Linked DNA regions of Homo sapiens: region 1 is linked to region 2. Evidence: chromatin loops called from intact Hi-C (ENCODE). Cell type or tissue: left ventricle myocardium inferior. All regions are shown on one strand. Each heading gives the region's core, and the rest is flanking DNA. Links, peaks and the distances in the headings are about the cores only.

The links. A loop is a pair of places that touch in the nucleus more often than their neighbours do. Peaks named below come from ENCODE experiments on the same cell type or tissue, not always from the same donor. Only the 100,000 strongest peaks of a DNase experiment are listed, where the experiment ranks them.
Region 1: a loop joins it to region 2, with 2.7 times the contacts of the local background. A loop is called at or near these places in 9 of 110 quality-filtered maps.

Annotation. Positions count from the first base shown.
Region 1 is chr3:188,689,312-188,700,071 of GRCh38, forward strand. The region is part of intron 7 of LPP (LIM domain containing preferred translocation partner in lipoma); the gene reads left to right. Among named protein-coding and RNA genes, the nearest start is that of MIR28, 5.9 kb to the left of the region's middle. In left ventricle myocardium inferior, for the core only: no CTCF peak of the experiment used is centred there; no DNase peak of the experiment used is centred there.
Region 2 is chr3:188,923,293-188,934,052 of GRCh38, forward strand. No RefSeq gene overlaps it. Among named protein-coding and RNA genes, the nearest start is that of TPRG1-AS1, 19 kb to the right of the region's middle. In left ventricle myocardium inferior, for the core only: a CTCF peak has its summit at 6,066 (motif pointing left); no DNase peak of the experiment used is centred there.

The DNA.
Region 1 (10,760 bases), core at 1,796-9,795, 230 kb before region 2:
AAGTCAGAATCGAAGTCATAGGAAAATGATGAAATTTCCTTTCTGGCCAGAATGCTATTATTTCACCAAGGGCAACAAATCTTCTTGGCAGGAAAAGTTGACTTGCTTGTGCTTTGTGTAATCAATTGTATTTGCAAGTGATGGAGTCCTTCTCACAGTGGCTTAGAGGAGGTGTTAACCACTATTCTACTCTCTACTTCCATGAGATCAACTTTTTTAGATTCCACACTTGAGTGAGATCATGCAATATTTATCTTTCTGTGCCTGGCTTATTTCACTCAACATAATGTCCTCCAGGTTTGTTTGACATTTCATTGTTTTCGGAGAATTTTCACAGTTCATTATCTCACTTCACAGTTCCTAATAGTCTCTCTGAGGTCCATATGGTAAGAATTAGTACCCTTTACTATATTTGTTGAATCACAAGTGAGCGGAGGAATGGGTATAGTTGAGACCCACAGAAGTGAAGTGACTTGCCCAAATCCATATAGCTTATTATGCTACCTGTTTGTTAGAGGTTTCCTGTTGTATCAGAAACTAGTGAGATAAATATTAGTAATTTTTGTCCCATTGACACATGATGGTATATCAGGAATTCTGAGCTCATTTTTTTTTTTTGGCTCAATAAGTGACCTTAGAAAATCCAGAATGGGATTTTTAAGTTGAATATCCTTCTCTGACCTGTGAAATCACTGCATCTGTTTCCCTGACTTTATCACAAGGTAACCCAAGATATTGCCAATATTTACATGTGACAAACTCTGAAAGATGTGCATAATGCTCCCAAAGGTCATCATCTTCATACCTACCTTATAAAGTGCAAATGGAATTGACCTAGTCTAGAATAAGCAGGCGAGATGCAGAGAGATTATGTGACATAGCTAGGTCATGTGACTAGTATGCAGCAGGCTTGGGGCATAAATCCTAGTCCTCTGGCTCCCGAGTCCAGTGTTCATTACGCTATGTGACATGTCAGTATTGCTGTTTGCTCGGGGTTAGGCTTTTCCTTTGGAGGTTAGAGCTTGATAACTCTAAATCGATAAACTTCTTAGTATGCCACAGTAATGCTAGCAGAAAGTATTTGTTGAAGCAAAAAATATGTTGTTTCAAGGGGTCTGCTCCCTGAAAGATAAGTTTTTTTCTTTATTTGTGGTTTTACATCTAATTTTTCTAATGTTTCAAAAAACATTCTGTGTTCCTTTAATCTACAAGTTGGAATGGATACGGTGCCCTAATTTTCGTGTTCCCTTTGAGCACAAGCAATAACACATTTTAAAGGATGATAAATAGCTGTGTAAAATGTAGATGGGTTCTATAAATACTTACCAAAATCCCTGTAGTCAGACCCTGGTAGAAGGAGAGAATAGTCAAAGTGTTCTCTCTTTCCACATTCTTCTTCTTCTTTTAGGGGTAGTTTGGTAGTTAAGAACACAGTTGCTAGACCCAGACAGACTCAGACTTGAGTCTTGCCCTACCTGTACTACCTGTTAGATTTTAGGGAACTCCTTAATTTTCATGGGCCTCTATTTGTAGAAGGATGCTAACAATATTATGTGTAGTTTTTAGAACATTCATCTAGTATAATCCCTATACATTTTAAGTAGGTAATTATGGGTTATCTCTCATGACTGTTTTTATCTTCATCTGAGACCCTTTCTTTCTTCCTTTAAGATACTTCTATCCATATTTTTCCCTAGAGAGAAACAGTATTAGCTACTCCTGCCTGTCAGTTTAAGCTACTGTGTCATGACTATTTTGCATTTCTAAGTTTATCCTTACCTTTATCATCAAAGTGCTGACTAATGCAGTATCTGCCACCTTGTGCCTGCTCAGTAAATACAATTTGGGTTAAACTTTATTCATTTTTAGTTATGAGTGCAATATAATGACATAGCTAAAAGTTCGAAAGTAGAGAAGGGATAACAAATAGGTACTGATAATGCCACTCTTGTAATACTACATGTAGCTGACTGGTGAAGGCCATGGACTATAGAGTCATACTGGAATCCAGGCTTCAGTGCCTTGAGTGCTCTACTTAGAAATCTGTGCTTTAATTTCCTTAGCACTGAATGAGGGCAATAAAAGTAACCACCTAATCAAGATGCAGGGTGGATGAAATACATCTGAAGCATTTGGAGTAAGGCCTGGCCCAAAGGTTAGCTGTAATAATAAAAAGGTGGATGGTGACGATGTACATGATGATGGTTTGTGTGTCCCTTTATTCATATTGCCATTCACAAATTACTTGAGTAGTCCTACTTCTCCTGTTTGGTTTATTTGTTGCAAGAAACATGTGCATTAGAAGATTGAAGATGATTGCGCCCACTTGAGGAAACCGGACCCAGAGAGGTGAAATGATTTCCTAAATAGCACCCAGAAAGTTTATGATAGAGAGGAACATAGAACTCTAGCAGCCAGGCTGCTCTATTCTTATTTTCTCTATACTTTTCTTGTTGGAAAAGGACACTGTTGACTCCTAGTTACCATCTAACATTGTGGTCCAAGCTACAGAGACAGTAGAGCACATTAAGTTCTTTCAGTCTGGCTTTTATGCTGGCTTTGTGTGATAGTGCCTCATATCCACTGAAACGTAAGTACTTAAGGAGTGGATGGGAAGTATTCCTGGAAACTCACAGCTAAGCTTTTATGTAAAGACAGCACATAAAAAAAAAACCACTTTTCATAACTTTATGGAACCTGCAAAAAAATCTTGGCTTCCTTCATGATGCTTGCCCCTAGAGTGTCAGCATAGCCCTTGCAGAGAAACCCCAGGATACCTGTATTTCTCCACCCTGGCCTTCCTCTGAGCATTGAGTTGTTAGCATCAAAAAATCACCACAGCCACGTTGATCCTCATTTTCTTCAGCCTCTATAGAGCCTGCTATGCCAGGGTCCTGGGTAATCTGCAGACAGCTGCTGTCATGCAGCCTCATATATGGGTTGACTTTACCAGCAAAGAATTCCCTCACCTTCGAGACATCACTGACATCTTCATGCACAGCACAGACAATGAAACAAACAAAAAAGAACAAAGAGGGACATAAAGGTTGGAGGTCATTTACATTTGCATTTACTTGAAAGGAAACATGCTAACTTGTTGACTTGACTCACTTGATGTACTTTTTCGAGATTTCACCTGGAATCTTGTTCTTGCTAGATCTCTGGATATGCAAATCCCATCTTTGTCCAAGACCTAATTCAAATGCCACCTTTTCTTGAGAATGTCCCTTCATCTCCTGAGCTACAACCATCTCCCCTTTCTCTGTGCTCTGATAGCACATCATTAAAACATTTTACTTCGGATTGATGGACATTTTTGTGTGTCTAATATTTTCTACTATATCTTCTAGAGGGCAAGACCTACTTCTCAATATCTTTAGCATGGCACTTACTAGGCACTCAGCAAGTGCCCTTTGAATAAATGTATTATTTGCAATCATCTCTTCAGGTATATGTAGTTTTTGTGTTAGAAGCTTGCTAGGTTGCATCTTGCAAGAGAAACAATGTGATCCTTCACATGTACTTGTTCTTCTCCGAATGACTTTCTATGCAAGAAGCACTGGAGGCTGAGTTCATACGTTCAGCATTGTCAGCAGAATTGAGTCCTGAATGACCTGGGTCAGTCACTACATTAGATGATTTGATTAGAAAAAAGAATAAAGCCAGTTATAACTTGTTTTCTGCCTATTACCCAGGATATTTAGAATGATGGAGATGCAGAAGCATTTAGAGTTTTTGATGATACTCATGGTGGTATCATGAAAATAACACCTTGTGTGTTTATGGCACATAATTACATGAAACTCATTTTATTCTCATTAGAGTGTCACCTTGAATCCTGTTCTTTTTGGTCTTAATGTTTAGTGATTAGAACTTGGGAAGCAATTTCTAGAACCAGAATGGTCGGGTACAAATCCTAGCTCCTTCTCATATCAGCTCTGAGAACTTGGGCAGGTAATTTAACTTCATGATGTCTCAATTTCCTAATCTGTACAGTGGGGCAGCCAGAGTACTTATTTCATTGTATTATTTGAGAAGTGGGAGGACATAGTGCATAGTGATTCTATAAATATTACTATTGCAACCACCAGGCTTTGCATAAGGCCCTAAGTCAAGAAAACTTTCACCGTTTAACAGAGATGTTTCTCTCTGAAAGGCATGTTATTTGAGAAATAGTTGTTGAGATGAAAGGGGGGAGGCAAGATAGAGGCCAGCTTGATGAGGGCTTTGAACTCAGCCCTATCAACAAGAAGACCATAGGGCTGCATAGACTGAGGAGAAACACTCTTTGTTTGTCGAGGAAAAGGAAACTTGCAAAGGGATGGCACCAGCGCAGCCCGACAGAATTCTCTGTGGGCCACATCTGTTCATGCCAGCTGTTGTCAGTGTGTGTCGCCTCGCCGAGAATAACAGCAATGATTTTCACTTTATAGCAACTTCCATCTTGGGATCTCAGAATGCTGCATAAATGTAGATTAGGGCTCCCAAAATTTTTGCCAAGAATGAGCATACTTTACAGAGCATCAAGAATGCGTCACTCTTCTGAGTGAATCTTTATTGGTGCAAAGAGAATTAAACGAATATTGAATTAGACCTTCCTTCCTGATGTGAGCTTTCTTCTTGATTTTACTCCTTATTTTCTAGATGACCTTGAATAACTCAGTTTCCCTCCTTGACACTCAGTTTTCTTCTTATAAATGAAGGGATTCATGTACTACTAAATGGTCTCCAGTGTCTTTTCTGTTTCTGAAATTCACAGAAGGCAGGGAATCTAAAGTTGCCTCCCACATTTTAGAAAGGCCTAAGTTGTTGTAGAATTGAATATTTTCTTAGCATTTTATTCATGATATGGTAAGAACCCGGCAGAAAATTTTTCAGTTTGGTCACTGGAAAATGACACTGTCCTTTAGCTTCTAATGTGAAAGAATATAGTATTATTTACCTGTTTTTCCCTTTGCCCACCTTTAGGTACAGTACTATTTATTATTTTATTTTACTATTTTAAGATTTAACATTAATTCTCTAGCTTATATCTCAGATTGATAAGAGCAGTTCTACTTCTTTTGATGAGTCAAGTGAATGAATGAAGACATTAAAAATGACCATGTCGGCCGGGCATGGTGGCTCATGCCTGTAATCCCAGCACTTTGGGAGGCAGAGGCAGGTGGATCACCTGAGGTTGGGAGTTGGAGACCATCCTGACCAACATGGAGAAACCCCATCTCTACTAAAAATACAAAATTATCCGGGCATGGTGGCACATGCCTGTAATCCCAGCTACTCAGGAGGCTGAGGCAGGAGAATCACTTGAACCCGGGAGTCAGAGGTTGCGGTGAGCCGAGATGTTGCCATTGCACACTGAGCAACAAGAGTGAAACTCCATCTCAAAAAAAAAAAAATAAATAAAAACTAAAAAACAACCATGTCTCTCAAAGCCTTGTACTCAGACCACCTGCATCAGAATTAGTTGGGGGTACTTGTAATATTTTTGGTTTCCATCTTTGTGCGCAGAGAGACTATATCATTAAAAAATGTTTGTCCTTAAGAAAGGTTCTTTTGATAGTTCAAGACTTTGTAATGTATGTGAAATTCCACTACAAATAAGTGGATGGGTTGTTAAATCTCACTGGCAAAAGGCAGATGAGTTGAGAGACTGAGGCACTTTTGTTGCGGTTAAGCATCCCTTTCTGGAATTGATGACTGGATTCAAATCCCAGGTTCTCCACTTATTATCACGGTAATCTTTGTACTCCAGCTTTCTCATTTGTAAATTCAGAATAGAAGCCACCTAATATGGTTGCACTGGTGATGAAATAAGTTACTCAATATAAAACATTTTGAACACCTACTAAGCACTCAGAATACCTTATTTATACTCTTGTAAATTATACATAAATTAATACATAAATTAAATACTAATGTATTTCTACCTTTCAGAGTTTGTGGGAATGGATAAAAGATTCCTTCAATATGACTACTATTATTTTAATCATGGTCAGTGATTGATTAGAAATATTAAATGTTGCTGGTCTTTAGATTCACTGTCAGAGCATGATCTTTCTTCCCCTCGGCTGCAGTGCTGACGAATAACACTGAGTCATTCATATTCTCTCATCCACCTTCCTGCCACATTTGAAAGACATCCATAGCTCATATTTGACAGACTGTGTGTGAGCATTTAATACAAATAATCGTGCGCCACTGTCAAATATTAGCACATGCCATGTGTCTTCTTATGTATTACTCACAGTGGCTCTCAGATGAAGGCATCTACCCAGCTCCTCTGCCTACTTTCCCAACTCCATTTACAGGTGAAGACGCTAAAGGGGGGAACAAAAAACTTGTGAAATGTTATACAAAACTGGAGGTATAATTTGGCATTTGAACCAGCTTGTTCTGCCTCTGAAGCCCACGCTTTCTCCATTATACCACAATCAATATTTCTGAAAGTAAAAAAGGCCACATTGGTCTCCAGCTTCTGGTCTAATTAGCACCATACTTTAATCAGTGAGTTTGACTGTCTTGATTAACCTTTACGATAGACCATGTAAGTTTCATATTTCTAAATGAATATATAGAGATGGCTGTAAATTAGTGGAAAAACACTAAGCTGGAATCAAAAGACTCCTGCCTAACTCTTGGTTCTGCCACTTAATATGGGTATGATTTTGGCTAATCACTTAACAAACCACTAACTTGGTTTCTACAGAAAGAAGAAATGATTTCATGCATTGGACAATATTAAATAATCTAGTGTGTGTGTGTTGCACCCAAGTATCTTTTGACTGTAAAAGCACATAGAAAGGTGAAGGAATTTTAATCCCATGGTTGATAGAGTAGAATGCCACCTCAGTTCCTCTGAATTCTGTCCCTCATTCAAGTCCTAATTCAAGCTCTTTAAGCACACAGTACTCTCTCTCTCTCTCTCTCTGTCTCTCTTAATCTGTATCATCCATTGATACACTTGAATAATATTTATACATCATAGTATATCTTTAAGGATGATATTAGTTTCTTAATTGGTGTAGGCTGGACCATCTCATTTAACTTATGGCTCATGCCTGTAATCCCAGCACTTTGGGATGCCGAGGCGGGCAGATCACTTGAGGTCAGGAGTTAGAGACCAGCCTGGGCAACACGGTGAAACCCTGTCTCTACTCAAAATACAAAAATTAGACAGAGAAATTGCTTGAACCTGGGAGGCATAGGATGCAATGAGCTGAGATTATGCCACTGCTCTCCAGCCTGGGCAACAGAGAGAGAATCCGTCTAAAACAACAACAACAACTCACAAAGTAAATTCTATTTACCCCATTTTATTTTTGAAATAACTAATAGGTAGTAAAATTCAGCATCCTGCACTGGATCATACAATTGGTAAGCTGTGGATGTGGGATTTGAACCCAAGTAAGCAGACCCTAGAACCTATATATCTAAGGCATACTGATTACTATCAACGTTCAATTTTTTGCTTTGTTCTTTTATTTCTCCTTCATATACCTTGATTTCCTGACTGGATTATAAATTCTATGAACTGGTTGCATCTCACTCATTTTGATGACTGCTTTAATGCCTAATTAATTACTATTATTTGTGGATAATTTAATATAGATTTCATAGGAGGCTATAGTTTGCTACACTGCTCGTGTACTCTAGAAACAAGGACCCTTGACTTTTTTCTCTTCTTTGGCTATAAGCTTATCTTCTTACCATGTTGAGATACTTTGATTTGATTTTCACTGGTCAAGCAAAAAAACATGTTCTTGTTATTTTCACTTAGGCACTTTGTCTGCCTCCCTGCTGAGGCCCAAAAATTCAGTGTGATCGGTGTGTCTGTCAGAAGGTAGGATTGCTTGCCTAGGGTGGCATTGTTATTGAACAAAACACATGCCCTTTCTTTGCATCCTAAGTGTCTTGGATTGCTGAGCCAGAACCGCTCTGACTCAAATGAAAACCACCTTGTGTTAGGTGAAAGATGGGGAGTTAACCATTTGTTTGCTGGTTTGCATTTCCCACGAAAAACTCAAAAACAGAAATTTACCTCGCCATGGAAAGTGATGTGCCAAGCGTCATATTTGCATATTAAAACCGAAAACTGATTTGCATGTTATTTCAGTGTCTTGTGTCACGTTCAGGCATCTGTCAAGCCCACTAGACAGAAACAGCTTGTACAGTAGGAAAGTGTTTTTATGCATATCAGACTGAAAATCTAGGTGCCTTATTTTTATCAGCAACTTGTCCACACTTTGGGCTCTCCAATCTCTCCTAGGTTCATACCTGAAAATACTAAAGAAAAGTCTGGAACCCCATGTTTTATAAAGTATGTTTCCTGTTATTTTCTAAGAGCTATCCATTTTTATAATATTCTGTTTAGATAATTTTAAAATTATAAAGAGAAAAACTCAAATTAATCATAATATCACAATCCTGACATAAGTCTTGTTAACATTTGGATATATTCACTTCTAGTAGCTGTTTGATAATACTTACATAGGCTAACATATACTGGCCCTTTTGCATATATATTTTTATACATTTGTAATTATCAGATGTACTATTTTCATATCTTCTTATTTTTTGGCACTATAATGGCAAGAATTATGACAATCCAAGTATCTAAAATAACAGATTAATAAAATCTTATTTTGAGCAGACAGGAAATTAGAACCAGTCAGGGCTGGAGCCGTGGCAACCGAAACTCTGTGCCGTCTTTTTGATAGTGCTTTATTAAAACTGTAGCTTGTAATTGAGGATAGTTTTTCTATGGGACAATGCATAGAAAGCTGTGCATGGTGATAAAACCTTTTTTTCCCGACATTAGAGCAACTAGCCCATTGCATTCTTCCAGGCAACCAAATGAAGATGAAACGTGTGCCTGGAGTCACTGCCAGGCATGTGGGGCACAGCAAAGGCCAAAATATGGTTTTAGTTTGAAAACCCAACCTTGAATAATGGTTCATTCTATTCATCAAACTTTTAGGTCATGGGTCTTGCCTAGGTGAAGCCATCCAATGGAAATAATGTCTTGGAATTCTCTTGCCTTTATTATGTCAAATCTCTAATATATAACATCCATAAAGCCTAATTAATGGGAAAAACTGAGTGTATGTTTTAGCCATAACATTGTGGAAATAGGTTCTTTTAGTTTCACACAAATAGAGATCTTCTCACCCCACCGAGAAAACTCGCTTTCTCCTTTACGGAGGGCCCGCATGGAGGTTTAGAGGGAAGGAACCCTGAAATGAGAACTGTGAATAAGGTTGGCAGGAGATCTTTGACCTAGATTCTCCTCGACTCTGAGGATTTGGCGCTTCTGCTCTGCGACTCGCTTTTCTTACTTCTTGCCTACCCGGCAGGATAACATCAGTGGTTGTACCTTGTCTGCCGAAGCCTAAGGGAGGCTGCTCTGCTCTAAATAGCCAAGCATGAGCTTTACTTTACTATTTGTCTTTTGGTCCTAAAGGCGAGACTGTACAAGAATTAATAGTTGGAGAGGCAGCAAGGCATACGTTCACCAAATGGCATGAATTTCAAGATTTGTAGCTAAAAAGTACTCAGAGTAATTACATCCCTTGCTAAAGCAACAATTAATGTGAAATTCGGGTACACTACACTGAAGTCCTTTATCAGCAGATGGAAAAGTGGAGAGTTACTGGAGAGATCTCATTCTGCAAACATTCTGCTTCCAAGAAGAAAATCATCTTTGTTAGTGGTTTCTAAGTTGTCCCTCTTGATAATTATAACTGACATCTATTTGATATTTAATATGTTACAAAGCTTCTTCATATGAATCAGATATTATTATTCTCCAGTTTATATATGAGAAAATCAACAATAGAAAAAGAAATCACTGGAGAACTTAAGTAGTATCTTAGACATCAGGCCTAAGAGCCAGATGCTCCAAGCCCAGGCACTATTATAGCTGCCTTGACACGTGGAGACGGAGAGAGGTGGGTGTGGAGAGACCTCACTTTCCCCCAGCTCAGCCTAGATAAAACCCTTGTGTGCAGAGACCAGGGCCCCCTGACTGGATGCCCAGGCCTTTTCCCAGCTGCAGTAACTCTTCCAACAACTCCTCCTGTCTGTAATTCAGAATCATCCATCCTTGGCTATGACTCCAAATTTGGTTTAAGAAAAGGCATTTTATGGGCATCGATGCATGGCATGAGAAAGGGAATATGAGGAAGTAGAGATTTTAAGAAAATCAAGATTTCGAAAGTTGAAGATCAACTGGGATGAGTTTCAAAGCAAGAATCAAACTTTTAAAGTCAAAATTTCTGGGTCTTCCTCTTTGTGTCCTTAAAATTCATTCTTCAATAAAATGGAACATAAGAATAGAAGAACCAAGAGCATGCTTTTCTAATCCCAAGGAGCTGTGAGGAGTGTTCATTTAGAAGATTTCAATTCAGATAGTCAGGTATCCACCTTCCACTTCTTTCCTTCTCTGTGGCCATCGCTTTTAACCTGAAACAGAAGAGGTATCCAGCAAATCATCTGCCCCTGGCCAGAAGGGGTTCTCCTTCCATTTAAGCAGTGAGATGTTGAGAGTAGAGTATAATTCAGTGAGAGTCAAAAAGTAGAAGCAGCCACAGGAAATTGCAAACTGCAGACTTGACACAGCTAAATAGAAGGGGGGAAAAGAACGAAAATATCAGAAATATATTTTTTCTGGCAGGCTTTCAGCTCTAAAACGGGGCTAATTCTACCTTTTGAAAAGAAGATAATTTCAATGTTTCTTTTTTTTCAAGAACACATAATTG
Region 2 (10,760 bases), core at 1,758-9,757:
AGCTGATGTGGGAGGATTGCTTCAGCCCAGGAGTTTGAGGGTTCAGTGAGCTATGATCTATGATCACATCGCTGCACTTTAGACTGGGCAACAGAGAAAGACCCTGTCTCTTAAAAAATAAATAAAGGGTAGAAGAGGGAGAATGGAAATAGTAAGTGCGCAAATGAATGTTTTTATCCATTCATCCTGAATTTATGGAACACTGATGGTGTATAAGGCATTATATAAGGTGCTACTGGGCTCACAGAAATAAATCAAGCAGAATCTGTGCTCTCAAGAAATTCCTAGTTTGGTGAGAAGGAGAGCCTTAAATATATAGATAATGATAACAGAAAGATACTATACGCAGAGAAGTATAAAATAAATATAAGCAGTAGTAAGTAGACAGCATTATTTCCTTGGAGGTGAACCATGGAAGTCTTTTTAGAGGAGTGGCATTTGAGCTGAGCCTTGATGGTGAGGAGGAAAGCTCAATCTAAGTGGAAGGAAAAGCAAGCAGGTCATGAAGGCAGGAAAGCAGGAGGGTTTGGTTGAACATATGCATAGGGAGGGGAGTGACCCACCTCCTGCGAACCTTTGTTTTCTTACCTGCTCTTCTCTGCCTCTGCTCCCAGGCCTGATCCCCACACAGGGTGTCTTTGATTACAGGTACACAGGGCTGTTACTCTTGTTTCTTTGAAGACATAGCTCCCTCATTTTACAAATAGAAATGTCATGTCTGAAAATCACTAGGCTGCGGGTAATGATGGGGCCTCTTGTAGTGCTTCTTTCAGTCTTAAGAATTAGAATTTCTGCCACGTGATGACTGTTCTCAGCATCTCATTTAAGAAACTTACGTGAGCTGTGCCCTCACACCAAACAAATGAGCGGCAGCCAGATGAAAGGGGTCCTGATCTCTCAATTAAGGTCCATCCGAAGATTGTTTCCCATGATTCTGAAATTCCATCTACCTGGTGGCATCTCCACCTGCTTGTCCCACAGGCACATTAGACTCAACAGACATCCTAAACTGAACTTACCCCTTATCTTCCCCAAACCTGCCTCTTTTCTCATACACATTTTGACGAATTGTTCATGTAATTAGCAACTAATGCAAGGGTATCAATTCAAGTTACTGCATTCCTATCCTTGGCTCTTCCAGGTCTCTCACATTCTACAAAAAATTAGTAGCATGGGTACTCCCAGTGTGAGCAATTACTACAGGGTCCAGGAATCCAGGGGTCCTGATGGGCAGCTGGACACTGAGAAAGGGGGGTCTTGGCCCTGCCACTTAATGACTGTGTGGCAATTCATTACTCGTTTTGCTACCTCTTCTGAAAATTGGGCATACGAGACCTTTTTCACAGTGAATGTGGAACTATATGTGTGAATGTGCATTAGTAATTAGAAAACGCCATACCAAATCAGGTCATATGAAAAGAGTCTACTGGAAGATTTTATTGCTTGCAACAAGAATGGTATGTACCTGCTACTTATTCACTATGGAACTCTGAGCAAGCTCCTCCTCCTCTCTTGTCTCTGCCAATGGCGGAGCTGGGGAGTGGGCAGCAGTGGGGGTTATATGAAGATCAAATAAGATAATGTGGAGTATGTATGGGAGTTACGAGAGCTTTCTTCTAGTCACAATTTCCCACTTATGCGTTATGTCACGAATACCCAAGAGCGCCCCTTTCTAAGCCTCAGTTTTAGCGTCTGAAAAAGGCTCTGCTATTACTACTACTACTAATAAACAAACAAATAAACAAATGCCAGCGAGAAAATCATTAGACTAGACCATTTCTAAAGTCCCTTCTGGTAGATAATCGAACAAGTTAAATTTAAAATTTCTAAGAAATTAATCGGCTCAATACAAAATGCCATTCTCAAGTCAAGTGAGAGCCATTCAGTGGTTAATGGACAGTTTGAGCGAATCTGTGTAGGAGATAAACTGTTAGAAGTGCTGCTCCAGCTTCACGTCTTATTCACCTACAAAGGGCAGAGGACAAGATCAAGAGACCTGGTCATGAGCTCTGTCTAACCCTGGGCAAGACTGGGTCTTATTCTTCTTTTCGTCAAACCAAAGGGCATGGACTTAATGTTCTCTGAGGCAGTTTTCCATTTACAAGCCTATGAATCTAACTTCTTTGAGTCTAACTTCTAACAAGTCTTGGGCACAAGGAATCAGGCTGGCCTCCTGCGTGTGCTGAGACGCGCCTGGTTAGAGCAGATGGAGTGTGTCTATCATGGCGGCGGCGTAACCAGTCTGGTCACTTCAGATGTCTCTCCAATTAACACTCATGGCGGCAGCCAACTGCTCAAGCAGCAGAACGGGCTGGTGGAGAAGATGGCGGGGATGCCTGGGCCTGCTGCCACGCCTATTATCTAAGCCTCACCCGAGCAGCGGATGAGTGGAAGGGGCCAGCCCAGCTTCACAGTGTGTGGGAGGTGGGAGGAGTGGGTGAAAATGGGAGGTGAGATGTGTGCAGGGAAATTTCTCTAACTGTAGAGTCCTAGAAAGTTAGAAATGGAAAATTCTCATTCAAGAATGGCCTCTACTATCTGCTTTGATTTCACTTCCCTCGTCTTCATTCCCATTGTGCCTGACATGGTTCAGGAGCCCATCACCTTTTCCTTCTTACTTCCGGAGGAATCTCTCTGCCTTCCATTTTTTCCCCCCTCTCTAAACCATGCCCTGCAAGACAGCCAGACTGAAATTTCTAAAATACAAATGTGAGTATGTTATTCCTTTGCATTGCAATGTGTTCCCATTGCCTTCCGGAAAAAAAAAAAAACAACTCAAAATCCCATAGCCTGACATACGCAGACCCCCGGAGACCTGATTTACTTAATCTCTTCCTTTTCCCTTCCCATCCCACAATGTCTAGCCATTGGAGAATTACTTGAAATTCCTCCAATCCACCAAACTCTCTCCATATTCTTCCTTCTGCCTTCCTTCCCTTATTTGTCTGGCAAAGAGGTGCTCAGCTTTTAAAACTCAGAGATGTCGCCTCTTCTGGGAAACACTCCAGGACCACCCTCTCTGTGTTCCCATAATAGCTGAGTAATCGCTACCGGAGCATTTACCACACTACACTCTGAGCTTTTGAGGGATGAGAATGTGTCTAATTTATTTTTTTAGGTATTTGCATCAGAGGCAAAATTGACTTGAAATCGGATACCCTACTGATCCCTAGAGTTAATTTGTCTAGTGTGGCTTTGGTGCCATTCCTTGATCTGTGACTTTGATCGCCAGGTCACCAGCAAAGGAAGCACATGGTAAATGGAAGTTGACTGAGTGAAGGAACCCCCTCATTTTACAGAAGAAAAAACAGACCTGAAACAATAGTGGACTTATCTGAGCCTACATGGAGGGAGAGTCAAAGGAATTCATCTCTTGACTCCTAGTCTGGTGCTCATTCAACTACCTTACATTCTCAAGGGGTTTCAACAAATCCTCCTGTTAAGAAAGTAGTATTGCCCTCACTGGAAGGTGTGTGTGTGTGTGTGTGTGTGTGTCTACGTGCACGTGTACGCCCAAGGAAGATCCTCAGTTCGATCTGAATTTGCCACATCTCCAAGCTTTTTTGGAATTCCCGGCTTGTGGGCTGGGTATTGACAGAGAGGCAGCACAGTCAGGGTAGGCAAGGGTAGAGCAAAACCATTTAAAACACGCTGGGAAGCTCAGAGGCTTGGCAAGGCTGGGAGGTGTTTAGAGTAAAAACATACAGCAATTATGAACCATATCTACTGTTTCAGGTATGGATGTTATCTCTGGGTCTCACTCGCCAGGCTATGGCAAAAGGCCCCACAAAGCTTTCATCTCCCAAGCATGTAGAAAATCCCTGCCTGTGTTGTTCTTGGGAGGGAAGGTTTGGCTAGGAGCAATTTTTCCTGAAAAATCAAAACAACTCCTCCTCAGAGTGGGCCCAGCTTCCAGGTGTAGCCTGGGAGCTGGGCATGCTTCCCTGAGCCTGGGTGTGAGTGTGAAGGCTTCTGGAGTCAAGAGGGGCATCTGAAGGTCAAACTCCAGGGAATCCAAACCTCTGAGCCTGATTTACAGCTTGGGCCTTAGGTCTCCTCCCACTCAGCCCACAAGAACCCCCCAATTTCCTTCTCTGCGAGCCAGCACTCCTCAGAGCTGCGAAATGAGATCTAAGGCAGTGGATTTTTCTGGCCTTATGTATGGATTTTCCCTGAGAGGATGGCAGAAGTGGTTCTTGAAAATGTGGGCAAGAGAGTATCATGGTGACTCAAAAAACAACAAGCCTGGAACAGAGCTTGGAGATCATCTAGCTAACACTCTTATTCATCTTTTCTTCTTTCTTTCCCTTCTTTTCTAATATTTTCTCCCCTCCTCCCCCTTCCCCACTTCCTTTGCCTTTCATTCCTTTTCTTGTTGTGGCTTTCAAATAAAATCTTATCTAGAAACCCAACATATGAAACTTAAAAATAAAACTGCTCCAGGTAATTTTGGTGGGCAACGGGTTCTGGTCTCCCTTTCTGAACTTGCCTCTTATAGGACCCCCGTAGAGTCCTGTGAATCCCCTCTTCGTATCCTGGACTTCACAGATAGCAGTTTGGATACCTCTAGGGGGGTCCAATATCCTTATTTTGTGCATGGGGTAACTAAGGCCCAGGGAGGAGATGGGATTTATTAGAAGTCAAACAGGGAAATAAGGGAGGAGTTGGGGTTCTCCAGGGACTTTCTTGGCCTTCTAGGCTTCCTTCTGGTAACCTGTATTAGATCCCATGTCAACCCTATGTAGGCACAGTCTTGCCCTAGGTTCTGTAGCCAGTAAATGCTGTTTTTATTAAGGAAAACATCAGTGGGGATTTAGGAAGCCCTGGGTCAGTAGCTCCAGGAAATGAGCACCAAGCCAGCCTGGCCACTTGCCCCCTTGGCCCTGGTGCTGTGGCTCCTCTCCCTGTACTTGGAACCTGGGCCCAATTCCATTCCTCCTTTTCCTGAGCCTTGCCTTTATAAAATCTCTTGGAAGGGGCCCTACTACTTGTTAATGTATACTTAACTTTCTTCTCCTATTCCCCATCCAACCAGGGCCTGGCCTGCCCTGAGCCTGGCCCAGGTATGAGAATGTGTACCTGCTCCTAGGCCCCCTGACCCCAAATTACTGCTTGAATCTCTACTCACCTGCCTCCAACCATGCTGACCATGTTCAGCTGGCCCTACCTTTCCTCACACAGACCCTCTCCTGGCTGCCTTCTCCCTTTGCCTGGACTTATGTTCTCCTGACAAGGTGCCTGTGTCCACAGACTTGGGCTTCCTGTAGCCTTTTGGGGAGGCTACGTGGCGGTGGAAAGGATTGACTGACTTAAAAATGTTCTGGGTGGCCAGACACGGCGGCTCACGCCTGTAATCCCAGCACTTTGGGAGGCCGAGGTGGCAGATCACGAGGTCAGGAGATCGAGACCATCCTGGCTAACATGGTGAAACCCTGTCTTTATTAAAAATACAAAAATTAGCTGGGCGTGGTGGCAGGTGCCTGTAGTCCCAGTTACTTGGGAGGCTGAGGCAGGAGAATGGCGTGAACCCGGGAGGTGGAGCTTGCAGTGAGCCGAGATCGCGCCACTGCACTCCAGCCTGGGTGACAAAATGAGACCCCGTCTCAAAAAAAAGAAAAAAAAAATGCTCTGGGCCAGGCCAGGTGTGGTGGCTCACACCTGTGATCTCAGCACTTAGGGAGGCCGAGGCAGGTGGATTGCTTGAGCATAGGAGTTTGAGACCAGCCTGGGCAACATAGGAGACTCTGTGTCTACAGAAAGACAAAAAAAGATGTTTTAAATTAGCTGGGCATGGTTGCGCATGCCTGTGGTCTCAGCTACTAAGGAGGCTGAGGTGGGAGGCTGCAGTGAGCTATGATTGCACCACTGCACTCCAGCCTGGGGGAGAGTGAGACCCCTGTCTCAAAAAATAAAAATAGAAAGTTTTAGGCCTCCCCACCCCCACGGCCATCTGGCTAGTGTAGCCACTCTAAATCACACTCTCACAACCTACTCCTTTCACCTGCCCGCTCCTGGATTTCCTGTCAGAATTTTACAGGATTCTGCTCAGCAATGCCCTCTTCTGCCTGACCAGGAGAGCTCTGAGCAAAACACTCATGGACTTATTTGCAGAGACTGTAGCCATTCAACCAAGCCCAATCATGTCACAGGGATTTCCAATCTTTTCCCTCTCCCTAGATACTACAAGACCCACAAATTCACAAATTCTGTCTGAACCAACTCCAGTCCAAGTTTGTGCCCAGAGCCTTCCAAGGAATGTCTAATTCTGAGGCCTGAAATTCCATGGCTGTTCCTTTTTCTGCCCCAACCCTGCAGCCTTCACCCTGTGGAGAGGGAAGATCCAGCCTGTTTCCAGTCCCAGAAAGCCCTTCCATGGTCTGCACATATAGGCCCAACAAATGCTAGAATTAGATCCCCCAGCCCACTGCCAGAGGCCAGGGAAGCTGACCTGCTTCCTCCCTGGAAGAGGGTAGAACAAAAGGAGCCTGCACGTGGCTTCTGTCTGTCCTCGTCCTCCACGACCCCGTGCTACCCCCACACTCACAGCCCTCTTGGAGCTCCCCGCACCCCCGCCATCCACAGTGCCTCCCCCAGAAGATGGGCCCAGGCCTGGGTGCTTTCCTGCAGCCCTGGACCAGAATCAGCCTGATCTATGGGCTAGGGTTTTTGCAGCCAAAAAGCCTAAATCTCTAGACCCCAGTCCAGGAAGCCCCAGACCACAGTCAGGGGCCGTGGGAGGCTGAGCTATGAGGACAACCAAAACCCACAGTGGGATCTTGAGGGCTCCGGGGCTTCCCTGAAACATAGCTGTGAGTGGTGGCGCGTCTTGGGATGAGTAGGGGCAGAGCTGCTGGTGAGGCGGGGGACCTATCTACCCCCACACCTGGAAAAGGAGGAGTGTGCTCCATATGGGATTCTAGTCTTGGCTCCAGATCTAGATATTCAGCAACGTTTCTGGCTTAAGGGTACCCTAGAGCCCATATCCCCTAGTGTTGAACTGGAACTTATATCATCAATGGCTCAGGCAGATAAAACAAAATCTGACACAAAGATCGCAGGGGCCCGGAGAGCCTTAGAGTTTGTAACACCTGCTTTACCTCCAGGAAGACAGCCCTTTCTCCGGAGTCTCACCCTGATCAGAGCCTATTACAGGCGTTCCCAAATGCCCACTGGGATCCACGCTGCCCTCAGATGAGGCTGTGGCTGGCTGGGAAGCTGCTCGTGCTGTGCAGACAGAGCCTGAGTGAGACTGACGTTGGAGTGCCGCCCAAGAGAGGGTCCTTTGCCATGGGAAGATCCTGGAGATTTGTCCTGGCTGTAACAGTTCCCTGTAAGAGCCCTTGCAGTGCAGAAGCCAGGAAGAGAACTGAGAAGGTCAAGCCCGTCAATTTCACCCTCCAGGCTGGCAGTGCTATTGTTACTAGGTTAGAGGTGTTTCTCCTGGAAGCCCCTAGAACCTTCCTGGAGAGTAAGTACTTGGCAGGTGGGGAAGACATCCACCCACCTCTATCCCAGCCTAGCTTGGAACTCTGCTTCTGACACCCACAGACTGATTTTCTGATCCCACACCCAGTGACCATAAGGCCCAGGAGCTCAGACAGAGGAGATCTGGGCCTTGACATTGTATAGGCTTGAGCCCACTTCATCTCTCTCAACCTCAAGCCTCATCTTGAAAATGGGGCGATAACAGCACATGCCTCACAGGGTTGTTGGTCTTTAGCTAAATGCCAGGAAACTTTCTCAGAAACAGTAGACTTCAGTGCCGATTTTCTGACTCTAATTCTGAAGGTTAATCCTGGGGAGAGAGTACAGGCTTCACAGAGTCAGCACAACTGTCCTCTGGGTTTTGCAGGAAAGGCCTGGAGAGTCCCCCTGGGTTACTTTTAAAGATTACGTCTATATGATGCATTCTATTCTAGAGAAATGTGCTGGGTTTTAACAACTGGGACATGAGGCTGGAGGCCAGAATTTTTCCCCTAGGTCTGCCCCAAAGCTGCTGAGTTAGCTGCTTTGTGATTCAAAGTTCCAGTCCAGAGAAAAATACCAATTACTTCTCCTCTTTACAACTCACCGTATGATAACAAAAATCTTTCAAAATGTATGAAAACTTACAGTTTCTAAGTCCTTTTCACACCCAGGATCTCCTCCGATCCTCACAACAATCCTACAAGGTTGGCAAGCCAGGATTTTGTCCTCTTTTCATCGGGGAGCAGCCTGTAGCTCGCTCAGGAACCTACAACCCCTTGGCGACAGAGAGGCAGGCCCAGAGTACACATTTCCTACTTGCATCCACTGTTCTTTGTCTTTCTTCTTTCATTTCAAACTGAGACATTGATTTCGAACTTTTGCTACAGTCCTGTCTTTTGCAGTGTGGTTCATCACCTGCATTCAGCATCTGTGGTTAGGCTACTCAGAAGTCACTCATGCATGTCCTGGGAGACTGGCCTGGAGGGTGTCTCCCTGCACCCTCTGCACTGAGCAGTGCTGTCCAGGGCTCAGGAGGCCCGAGCCTCAACTTGGATAGGAGAACATAGCAGTGGTCTGGAGCTATGGCATATTTTGGGAAGAGGTTCATGAGAGAATTGGTAGAGAGAGACTAGAAAGCCACTTTGAAAGAAACAGTGTTGAGCATGTGGGAGGGAAATGGGTCCCTGTTAGTGGTTCTTGGTTTATTTCTTCCATTTTTGCCTCTGTTGTTCTAGGATATAGGAAGGAGACTAGAAGAAAAGGGCTCTTACTAGAGGCTTTGTGCCTTTGTTTATGCAACCCAGATACTGTAAGAGGCAAGGAACATAACCGGATTGATTTGTGAAACATATTTAATGTTTGAATTTTTATTAAAGTAATACATACATGTGGTTAAAACAGGCACAGACACAGCACGTGTATGCTCTCCAGGTAGTGGTTTTCTGTTTTCAGATGGGGAAGGTACCATTTTCAGGTAGGATGCCTGAGCAAAAGCTTCAGCTTGGATTAGATTGACTTCACCCCAAAATCAAATATTCCAGAAGGAACATAACAAAAGGCAACAGTTTTTGGATTCATGCCCTTCGCATCACTTCAGAGGCAATGACTGTCAGCAATTCTTGCTCGAGGTTTTGCTGTGATTATGTCCACAAGTGGAGATTGTTAATATTACTATTAATGGTTTTTAATAATATGATTATTATGATTATTAATATTATTTCTTATTTTATTTACTTTACTCAACAGCAAATACATATTGAGCACCTTCTATGTGCCAAGTCCTATTCTAGGCACTGAGGAACTTATATTGTCAATTCATCCCTTACTAAAATAGATAAGGATTTAACTCAGTTAAAATAGTTTTCCCTCCAAGTACAGTTATATCCTTAATTTCTTTCTTTCTTTTCTTTTTCTTTCTTTCTTTTTTTTTTTTTTTTTTTTTAAGGTGGAGTCTTGCTCTAATGCCCAGGTTGCAATGGTGTGATCTTGCCTCACTGCAACCTCTGCCTCCCGGGTTCAAGCGATTCTCCTGCCTTAGTCTCCCAAGTAGCTGGCATTACAGGCTTGCGCCAACATGCCCGGGTCATTTTTGTATTTTCAGTAGAGACAGGGTTTTGCTGTGTTGGCCAGGCTGCTCTTGAACTCCTGACCCCGGGTGATTCACCCGCCTTGGCCTCCCAAAGTGCTAGGATTACGGGCATGAGCCACCACCCCCGGCCTATCTCCCTAATTTCTTTCTCTTTTTTTTTTTTTTTTGAGACAGAGTCTTGCTCTGTCGCCCTGGCTGGAGTGCAGTGGCACAATCTCTGCTCACTGCAAGCTCCGCCTCCCAGGTTCATGCCATTCTCCTGCCTCAGCCTCCCGAGTGACTGGGACTACAGGCGCCCGCCACCAAGCCCGGCTAATTTTTTTGTATTTTTAGTAGAGACGGGGTTTCACTGTTTTAGCCAGGATGGTCTCCATCTCCTGACCTCGTGATCCACCTGCCTTGGCCTCCCAAAGCTTAATTTCATTTTGAAAGAAGATATTTGAAAAAAATAAGGCAGTTTACTGGGGATGGCAATTATGATAGGAAGAAGAGATTTAGAGAGTCAGACACTGATTGTTTCGTAAAGGCAGGGGACTTTGATTAAAAAAGTGAAAGTAATTTTCTGAAATGTCATTAGAGGCCTAAGAGGACTATGCACAGTGAAACACCCTGAAGTGGGTGGTTCTATAGCACTGAGACACCTCAAGTGTGCTCTACCAAGTGTAGCTGGGGTGGCACAGATACACAGAGGCCTCTGACTAGGATGCCCAGGGGCCTGGAGAGGAAGCTGCTCATCTGCAGGACTTACCCTTGGGAGGTTCCTGGGCTGGCAATGCCTGGGAGAAGATAACCCAGGATATAGTCAGGGGTCCTGGATTTGAGACCCAACTCTGGTACTTAATAGTTATTTGTTTCCTTGCCTGCCTAGACTCAGTTTTGTTATTTGTAAGTTGGCAATGAGACTAGCTTTTCTGTGTTGATGTGAAGATGAAATTATATATGGATGCACTAACTGTAAAGTGCTATAAATTGAATGATTATTATTGGAGAGCATGTGCAAAGAACATCTAAATGAGATTTTATTCACTGTGCATTATTAATTTTCCTTTCTAAAAATCAGTGTCTCCTGCCACTAATTTATCATTATAATAATTCTTATTCATTTTAGATAATGAGAGAAATCACAATGATGCTTTCTGGTGGAATGACTCCTTTAGTTAAATAAATCTCCAAGTGCTTAAAGGTGAATTTCCCTCTGGCTTTA